Regions from separate parts of the Mus musculus genome. Here region 1 is linked to region 2. The links are chromatin loops, found by intact Hi-C in ENCODE. Cell type or tissue: left cerebral cortex. All regions are shown on one strand. Links, peaks and the distances in the headings refer to the core of each region. The heading gives the core; the rest is flanking DNA.

Region 1 (4,390 bases), core at 81-4,080, 84 kb before region 2:
TTGCAATTGCAGTGATACTTCCTGAAGAATTGGGCTTGCTGTCTAACCCACATCCATGGGACACACACACTTGGCATGACTCATTACGGGAAGTAGAACACTTAAGAAGTGATAGTTGTGGCCAGCACCCAACTTCCATTATTCTAGGAGGGAAAAATAAACTCCGTGCCAAACTTATTAGTCAGACTTCTTTTTAGAGATAAGTAAGAGGAACTCGGTTTATGCTAGCTTAAGCAAAAAAAAGAGCAGACTTGTCTGCTTAACTGAGAAATCTAGAAACACTTCAGGCCATATTGCACACTGGTCAAGAGCTCTAATATGGAACTAGACCCATTCCCAGCTCTGGAGAGCCCAAGTTTAAACCTATTTGTAATGATTTAGTCTCTAAATTTCTCATGTCCGTTTATCTTAGTAGTTTCATTTATTTTTCCTACCTCAAAAGAGCCTCCCTTCCCCTGAAAGGACTTCCTTCATATATTAGGGAACACAGTTTGTTGGCAACTCACAACTCTGACATTTCAACTTAGCAACTCTAGCAGAAAACAGCCTTTTCTCTCCCAACTACCTCCTTGTTTGTCATGGGGGTTGGGGGAGACGACTTGTAATTGACTGCGGTGATAAAAAGCCCCACCCACTAGACCACTGATCCCAGAAAGGGTAGGATTCTAGGATGGTGAAGCCAAATGAAACCACAGGGAGAGCTGGCAGAGGAGTTAAGAGGGCTGCTGCTGTTCCAGAGGACTGGAGGTCAGTTCCCCACACTGGGCAGTGCACCACAGCCTGGAACTCCAGCTTCGGGAGATGCAGCACCTCTGGTCATTTGGGAACCTGCACTCACTCACATATACCCACATGCAAGCACACACACAATCTAAGATAATAATACATCTTTAATAACTAACACCAGGGAATAGAGGACTGATGTTCCAAATTAGAGACACTAATGACAGAAAATCACACGTCCTCACACAATAGGGTCAGCGCTTTGGGGGGTGGGGTAATTCAAAAGCCTCCTGTTCCCTTCCTTCTCTATGTTTGTGACTTCTGACTGACTAGAGTCTTTATGTGGTGTGCTTCAAGTCCTCAGATATAAACCGGTTAGGTAGTGGTAATGGATACAGTAGCAAATACCACGTACAGCTACAGTTTCTCCGTGCTTTGTATTTTTCAGATGAATGGAAACTCATTTGAGGAAGGTATTGCCCGGTGTTCGCTAATTTTTGCGAGTTCATTTGTGGAGCACATTAGGTTGTGTGAGCAGCCCTCTGGCTCATCCTAGTTAGAAAAACCAAGCACAAGCTATTGAATTGCCTAGAACAACCCCCAAAGGGCTTATTTGTGTGTATTGTGGCCAGATGCAAGCATGTGAACTACGTGAGGACCAGCAAATGAATCAGTTCCTGGAAAAAAAAAAAAAAGTGGCAGAGACCCACTCAGGAACAAGCACGCAGCAGGCGTCCACCTCTTCGAGCAGCAACACTAGAAACACCGCTCCATAGTCCTATCCTAAAGGATCCAAGAAATTCAGGGCCTAAAAAAACGATGTGCATGCAACCCTTCACCAACCACAGTACTGTGTGTGCAGGGTGGAAGGCGCAAAGGCCAGGAGGAGCTGTGCAGCCACTAGGAACTTGTTTGAAGACTGCGCTGCGCCGGATCATCCAGCTCCTATCCAGGCCCACCGCAGCCCCGGCCCCCAGCCCGTTCCGCTCCCTCAGCTTGGAACTCCGGGCCACGTTTTCGCGCTTGCTCTCCCACCCCCCTCCGCCAACACCGGGTTACTGCTCCCCCGCCAGGAGTAAACAAGCAGCCGGAGCCCGCAGCCAGTAAGCCGGGCCCCTGAGCCCAGTTTCCTGCGCCAGCCCTAGCAACAGGCCCCGCCCCCACGACAGGCCCCGCCCGCATGCCTTCTTCCACTCCCACCCCTCCGTTCCTTCTCTCGCCGGGTCCCGGAGCGCTAGAGGCCCGGAGCCTTCAGCCAGCCTCCTCCCAAGGGACCGCCCCGCCCACGCGGCCCCGCCCACGTGACTCGCGCTATGGGCCGGAGAGAAAAATAAGCTGGGGGCGTGGCCAGATCCCGTCCCGCCCCGCCCCGAGGCCTGCGCGGCCTGGCTCTGCTCCAGCCCGCGAGCCGGGCTGGGCTTCGTGGCGGCGTGTATGCCGCTTCTGTTTCTGCAGGCGCAACGCGCTTTGCTCCATCTTCCCTATAGCCTCTGCTCGGCTGAACCTCTTAAAGTCGCTGCCTGAGCCCCAGAATCGGCCTTTCGGTCCTTAAACGTATACATTCCGGCGGCGTAAACGCGCACCCCTGCGCGGTCAGGGTGGCGCTGGTCGCCCTTTCCTAGAAGGTGAGCGAACTTGAGGTTCAGGACTGAAGAGATCCACTGTCAGACTCCACCTCCTGTTGCTTCTGTCTGGTCTCTTACTGGTCAGTGTCAAATGACTGACCACTCCAAACCTGCAGCCCAGTCTCAGCCCCCGCCTCATCCGGGGACAGCACAACTGCTATAATGGAGCTAGGCATAGCTGGCAAAGAGAGGTGGGAGGCCTTCCCAGCAGTACTTTCTTGTGCCTGTGACAAGAGGAAGGATTGTTCAGGCCAGAATTCCGCAGCCCCTTTCTTCACCTACTTGTTATCTTAGGCAAATCTTTGCTGGATTCCAGAGATAACTTATAACCCGGAGGAGGAGCGACAGTAACTACCTAACAGAGATGATGCACAGAGTAACACCAGTAGATAAGGTGTTCAGAATAGGGATTGGCATCCAAGCTAATAAAAAAAAAAAAAAATCACTCAGGACTGGTCACACACTGTTGTCTTTTTAACGTGCTCCCTGCTAGTACCTGCAGCAGCCTGACAAGGCTTTAGGGGCCTGAAGTCAAGGTTTTTTGGGGGGAAGGATGGAGGAACAAACAGGGGATCTCTTTACAGGCTAAGGCAAATGCATCTTATGGCTAGTAACCCTTGAAATCTTGTGGGATTCAACCCAGACCTTGTTCCTGTTATTGTAGCCGTCCACCACTGAGCTACACCCCCATTCTTCTTTGTACAGATTAGTTTGAGAACTTGTGACTCTCTTTCCCAAACAGCTGAGCTTACAGACTTGAACTACCTGATCCAGCACCGAACACGTTTCTAAGTGGAAGGAATGTGCAGTGAACGATCTGTGGTGCCAAGGAAAGAGGTGTGGATGGTGGGGTCTGGAACAGGACGAAGATGGGAGTCTGAGAAAGAAGCTGGCCATAGACCCAGACAGGACAGGGAGACACTACAAGACCCTGGTCTTTTATTCTGACCCCTCATTCCATAAATTACACAAGTGATAGTGTGCTCAAGTTTCTTCAGATGGAGCCTTTTTGCTCTCTCTCCTTTATCAGGTCTCTCTATTAGCCTCAACTCCATCCTGTGGGTACTGGTGGTTAACAAATGTTTCAATGTGTGTTAAATGAAAACTTATATACATTACCCTCTGGGCCCATAACTTTATCTCCCTTCCTTCTTCCCTCCCTCCCTTCCTCCCTTCCTCCCTTCCTCCCTTCCTCCCTTCCTCCCTTCCTTCCTTCCTTCCTTCCTTCTTTCCTTCTTTTTTTATTTTATGAGGCAGAATTTCTCTGTACCCATACACCCATGCAGTCTCTCACACGTACACATAGAACAGAGATAAATCTTAAACATATTTAAAGGAATTTTTGCTTCCTTATGCAACTCCAGAATTATAGGAAGCCAAGAGAGGTATTACCTGGGGTATACAGCCAGTGAGACTTAGAACCAAGTTTCTGCTTCCCAGCTGACTGTTAGGGCCATCATGCAGGAGTTGGAAGGGAAAATAGTACAAAGGGTGGGAGCTGGAGCTGGGGAGAGTTCGGTGGGTAAGAGTGCACAAGCATGAGCACTGAGTTCAAATCCCAGTGTCTGCCTGTGTGAACACTTGTAAAACAGTACTTTGTTGGGGCATAGGATCACTGGGGCTTACTGACCTAGCTCCAGGTACATTAAAAAAATCCTGTCTCAAGGAAATAAGGCCAAGAGTCATAAAACAGGATATCCAATGTCCTGGTCTCTCACGCATGGCCACACACACATACATTTTCTCAATCTCTCTCTCTCTCTCTCTCTCTCTCTCTCTCTCTCTCTCTCTCTCACACACACACACACACACACACACACACACACACACACACTCACACTACACGGGACTTGCAAGAGCCAAGAGAACTTCATTCAGATATCAGGGACACTCACTACAAGAGAGGACCTGAGTGGTGGTCCTGGCTCAGTAAGATTTGGACCCCAGGGAAAGAGAAGTTGTGAGAGAGGAAGCGGCGTCTTACTAAGGCTGCAATGGGCGTTTATAGGGGCGAACAAGGAAACCAGTTGGCTTAGAAGAGA
Region 2 (4,390 bases), core at 161-4,160:
GGAGGTAGGGACTTCCTCAAGGGAAGAGGAGAGGGCTTTTTCATTTTTCTTTTCTCCTCCCTTTTCCTATTCTTTCCCTCTTGTGGGTAGAAAAAGAACAAAAGCACATGCCATTAATTAGGCAGAAGAGACTTAAAGTTGAAAAACGTCTCGAGAGGTCTGGGTTTTCGCCCAATGATAGAATCACAATTTTTAGCTCCCTTCTGAATTTCTCAGACTGCCGAACAGACGCACCAGCTTAAATCTCACGGTGGGAAAGTCCTTCAGTACATCCAGAATGTTTGTTGATGGGAATTGGGTTGCTTTGCAAAACCAGTACATGAGAGCAGGGAAACAAAGACCAGCTGGGCTTAAGGATGCCACCTCCCTTCTCAGCCTGCTTTGGTCCTCGGTGGTCTACTGGGCATAATGGGCTAGAAGAGGACTAGATAAATCTAGTTGTGTATTAAGAAGCGGGTACTCAAGTTGTGCATGATAATGGCTCATGCCTGTAATTTGAGTAATCGGAAACTAAAGCAAGAGAATCTCCGAAAGTTACAGGCCAGAATAGGCTGTGTAGTGGACCACTTTCTCAAAAAGAAAGGAGGCGATAAGACCTTACATTCTCTCTCTACCTTTAAACAAATCAGTGTCGTCGTCGTCGTCCCCCCTCCACCCCCGAAACAACACATTTTCTTGAACCACAGCATAAAGGTAAAAAGATTCAGGGTTAAGGAGCCAGGGAAAGGAGTGTAAATATTTGGAAGGATAAAACCGAGATAAACTATAACCCGGTTGCAGCTCTTCCCTAGACTTAGTAAAACAGTGGGTAGTGTTGATCTGTCTGCCCCCAAATGCTTTGAAACTGTTAGCAAAATAGGCATATTTTTAAATAAAGTCTAGAATTCTCTTTCATCTTTCCTGTTTTTTTTTCCTTTTGTCTAGTGATAATGTGCCTCTCATCTCTTAAAAGGCTAGTAAGGGTCCATTAATAGAAGAGAAAGTGACTGTGGCCTTCTCGTCCGTTTCCCCCCAGATTTCTATGAACTTTATTTTCTGTTTTGGGTCTTCAAGTGGATGGTTGTTTTGTTTTGTTTTGTTTTAATTTGTTTTGTTTTGTTTTAATTCCATGCTTGAGATATTTGAAGTAGAAAGGGTTGAGAGGAATTTAATAGTGATGTGTATAATACAGTGTAAGTCTTTGTATAATACAGCATGAAACCTTTATTGTGTGGGAAGAAGAGAGGAGGGGGTTCTGCTTACAAAAGAGTGTTTCCCTGCTTGACCTCTGGGAGCTGGGAATCTACCCCACTTATGTTTTATATTAGTTTGTTACTAACACTCTACAATGATTTTGTATGTAAAACTGAGCATGAAATCAGGTGTGGTGGCACACACCTTTTATCCCATCACTTAAAGGAGAATCTCTGTGAATTCAAGGCTGGCTTGGTTTACATAGCCAGTTCCAGGACACCCAGGACTGCATAGAGAAACCTCTTCTCAAATAAAAAAAACCCAAAACCAAAAAAACCCAAAGCCTTCTGAGCATCTTGGTATATTGATTGTTCTTAGGAGGCAGGTGGTAGGTAGCAGTTCTTAGCACATCATTATCTTCATTCAGTAGAGATCTGTGCAGAGAGATACAGTAAGGTTCTGAGGAAAGAAAAGGAGTTTTCAGTGGTGGTACTTGTAAGGCTGGGAATAACAACTCTTCATTGGCTCGAAGAGACGTTTAGCTGCTGTTTCAGAAATGGTCTCCCTCTCCAATTTCTAGTTTATCATTCTGGGAACCACTAGCTTCAGTGCATCCAGGGAATGCACTATAAATGAAGCTTTTGAAGACTACAACTCAGGGAGTGAGCTTAATACATTCCAGTCTCCCCCTCATTATGTCTCACCAAAACAGTACTTTACTGAAAGCACACAAAGCATATGGTTTTGCTAAGGGAAAAACACGAGCACTTGCTATTTCCTCACAAAAGCTCAGAGTTCTTGGACCACCTTTATTTATTTTATCCTTTTTGCCATCCTTTTTGCCAGCCTCTATTCAACTTTAGGACTGGGGATACAGACCAAGGTGGTAGACTGCTTACCTGGCACCCACAAGACTGAGTCCAGTCCCTAGTACTGCAAACAAAACCAACCAAGCGTACAGAATCTATCTTTGAATTTTGAGTTTTATTTACAGATTAATTTTGAAAGATTGTTTGCTTGTCTTAGTTTCAGAGCTTACTAGTTTGAAATTTGGTGCCTATCATTTGCTTTAAATTCTGAATCTAGAAGTACTGTTTCTTTAAGCAATACCTTTCAGCACAATGGAAGATTAGATGATTGTAATTAGTAGATGGCAAAATGAAATTTAAAAGTTAGAAAGATGATGGGCACTAAGGCACATCCCTGTAATTGTAGCACTTGAGAGAGAGGCAGGAGGCTCAGGAGTCAGGTGATAGATAACCTTAGCTGTAAGAGATGGTGGCTGACTCCTTGCTTCAGGCAAAAAAAGAAAAAAAAAGAGAGAGATTAGAAAAGAGTTACTCTGATATTAATACAAATATAGATTCTATGAATTCAATATGATGTTATATGAACTTTCTTTTTGGCAATAGCTAAGAGGCAGTTTTGTGAGGATGAATCTTTTTTCTTTAACTGTATGATACAGAGGTCTGAGGAGGTGGCTTCATTGATAACGTGTTTGCTGTGTGTGAATGAGGACCTCCATAGTCATGTAAAAAGCCCTGTGTGGCAGTGGGTGCTTGTAACCCAGTGTTGGCCAGAATGGAAACAAAAAGATCCTGGGGGCTTGAAGCTCTTCTAATCTATCCAGTTGGTGAGCCCAGTTTCAGTGAAAAACCTTGTCTCAAAAAAAAAAAAATTGTAAGGCACTAGAGGAAGACACCTGGCACGTGCAGGACACACATATAACCCCCCGTAAGAAATGGAAAGTAACAGGCCAAATTCTGAGTAGGCTTTAGGAAAAGGGAAGTGATACTGGAGAAGGTAGTAGGAATAGGTTTCCTTCAGAGGGACTGACTTAAAGCAACCCATTGCTAATCCTTTGCAATGCATTCTTGAAAAATGTGTCTGAAAGATGGGAACATCCTGGCTTTCCATGCTGTAGCTAGTGTATCTAGCATTACAACTTACAGATGAAATTTCTGAACTGGCTGTATTTACAGGGTGTCAAAATTAAATGTAAACTAAGAATAGTGAGATAGACCCTGTCTGTGGAGAAAGTGATGCAGAAGCGTTTATGAGCACAGTCTTTTGTTGCCATTTTTCTTGAAAAGTGTGTGCCCCTTGTGCACACGTTTTCCGTGGCTGCATCTGGTATCCGCTTGCTTTTCCACCTGAGTTGTTTGGTTCTGGCTTTGTTAGCCAGCCTGGGAAAACAGCCCTTCAACATTTCATTCATCTTTTTCTTGCTGTCCTTCAGATCATGTGATCAGTTCATTAATTTTAAAGACCTTTTTCTCATCAAAATGGACAATAATTGGAAAATACCAGATTCCCGATGATCTACATTCATAAAACTAAAAACGTATACATTTCTAGTATTTCCCATGCCCCACCTAGTATAGGAACTCAAACCATGGCTTCACACACACTCTAGGAAAGCACTTTAACGTCAAGCTGTGTCTCTAGCCCCAATCAAGAATGTTACCAAGCACTAACAATCGATTTTCCAAATATTTGATATTGTGCTGTGGAGAGGTGAAAGTGCCTCTTAACTCACAGAGCATGAACTGTCATAGCATTCATTTTTTTCTTGGACTCTGGTGCCCAGAACTGCCTACTCCTTCTGTTAGCTCAATGGGCTTCTTTATTCTGTTGGAATCCTACAGATTCTTGCCAAAAAAGAAAAAAAAAAGTATAATAAAATATTGCCTCCAACAACCTTAACCTTTATTTTATTTAATGGGTTGCTATATTTTATCTTTTTGAGTCAGAATTACCTGTTTCTTGCTTTTCCACCTAAGTTGTTTGGATCTGGCTTTCTTAGCCAGCCTGAGAAGACAGCCTTTCAACATTTCACTCATCTTTAGATTAGAGCTTTTCCATGGATGAGCCTACCTTGAGGAAAAAATGGCACCTTCTCCTGATTCTGATTAGAACCAGATGTTTCAGGGACTCTAGTGATGGTTACTCACTAAATACACAAATGAGCCTGATCCATGGTACATACATAAAAAAGATGCCCTGTGTAGAAGGTGCATGTGTCTAATTCCAGCTTCAGAGACAGGTGGATTGTTGAGACTGGCTCACCAGACAGCCTAGCTGGCCCTTGGTAAGTGACTTGGTCATCTCAGCAAAACAATGTGGATGCTTCTGAGAAAGACACCTGAGCCTACACCTTACCTCCAAATGCTCCTGTGTATAGGTAATTCACCGTTCAAAAGTGATATGGAGTGTG

The links. Hi-C counts contacts between places; a loop is a spot of excess contacts. Peaks named below come from ENCODE experiments on the same cell type or tissue, not always from the same donor. Only the 100,000 strongest peaks of a DNase experiment are listed, where the experiment ranks them.
Region 1: it touches region 2 in a loop (2.0-fold over the local background); 1 of 42 quality-filtered maps calls a loop at or near these places.

Annotation. Positions count from the first base shown.
Region 1 is chr14:65,341,405-65,345,794 of GRCm38, reverse strand. No RefSeq gene overlaps it. Among named protein-coding and RNA genes, the nearest start is that of Zfp395, 15 kb to the left of the region's middle. In left cerebral cortex, for the core only: a CTCF peak has its summit at 1,803; DNase peaks (open chromatin) are centred at 125, 1,916 and 2,399; H3K4me3 peaks cover 1,526 bases; H3K27ac peaks cover 2,565 bases.
Region 2 is chr14:65,257,253-65,261,642 of GRCm38, reverse strand. All of the region lies in intron 1 of Fzd3 (frizzled class receptor 3), which reads left to right. Among named protein-coding and RNA genes, the nearest start is that of Fzd3, 3.0 kb to the left of the region's middle. In left cerebral cortex, for the core only: no CTCF peak of the experiment used is centred there; DNase peaks (open chromatin) are centred at 251 and 1,830; H3K4me3 peaks cover 772 bases; H3K27ac peaks cover 345 bases.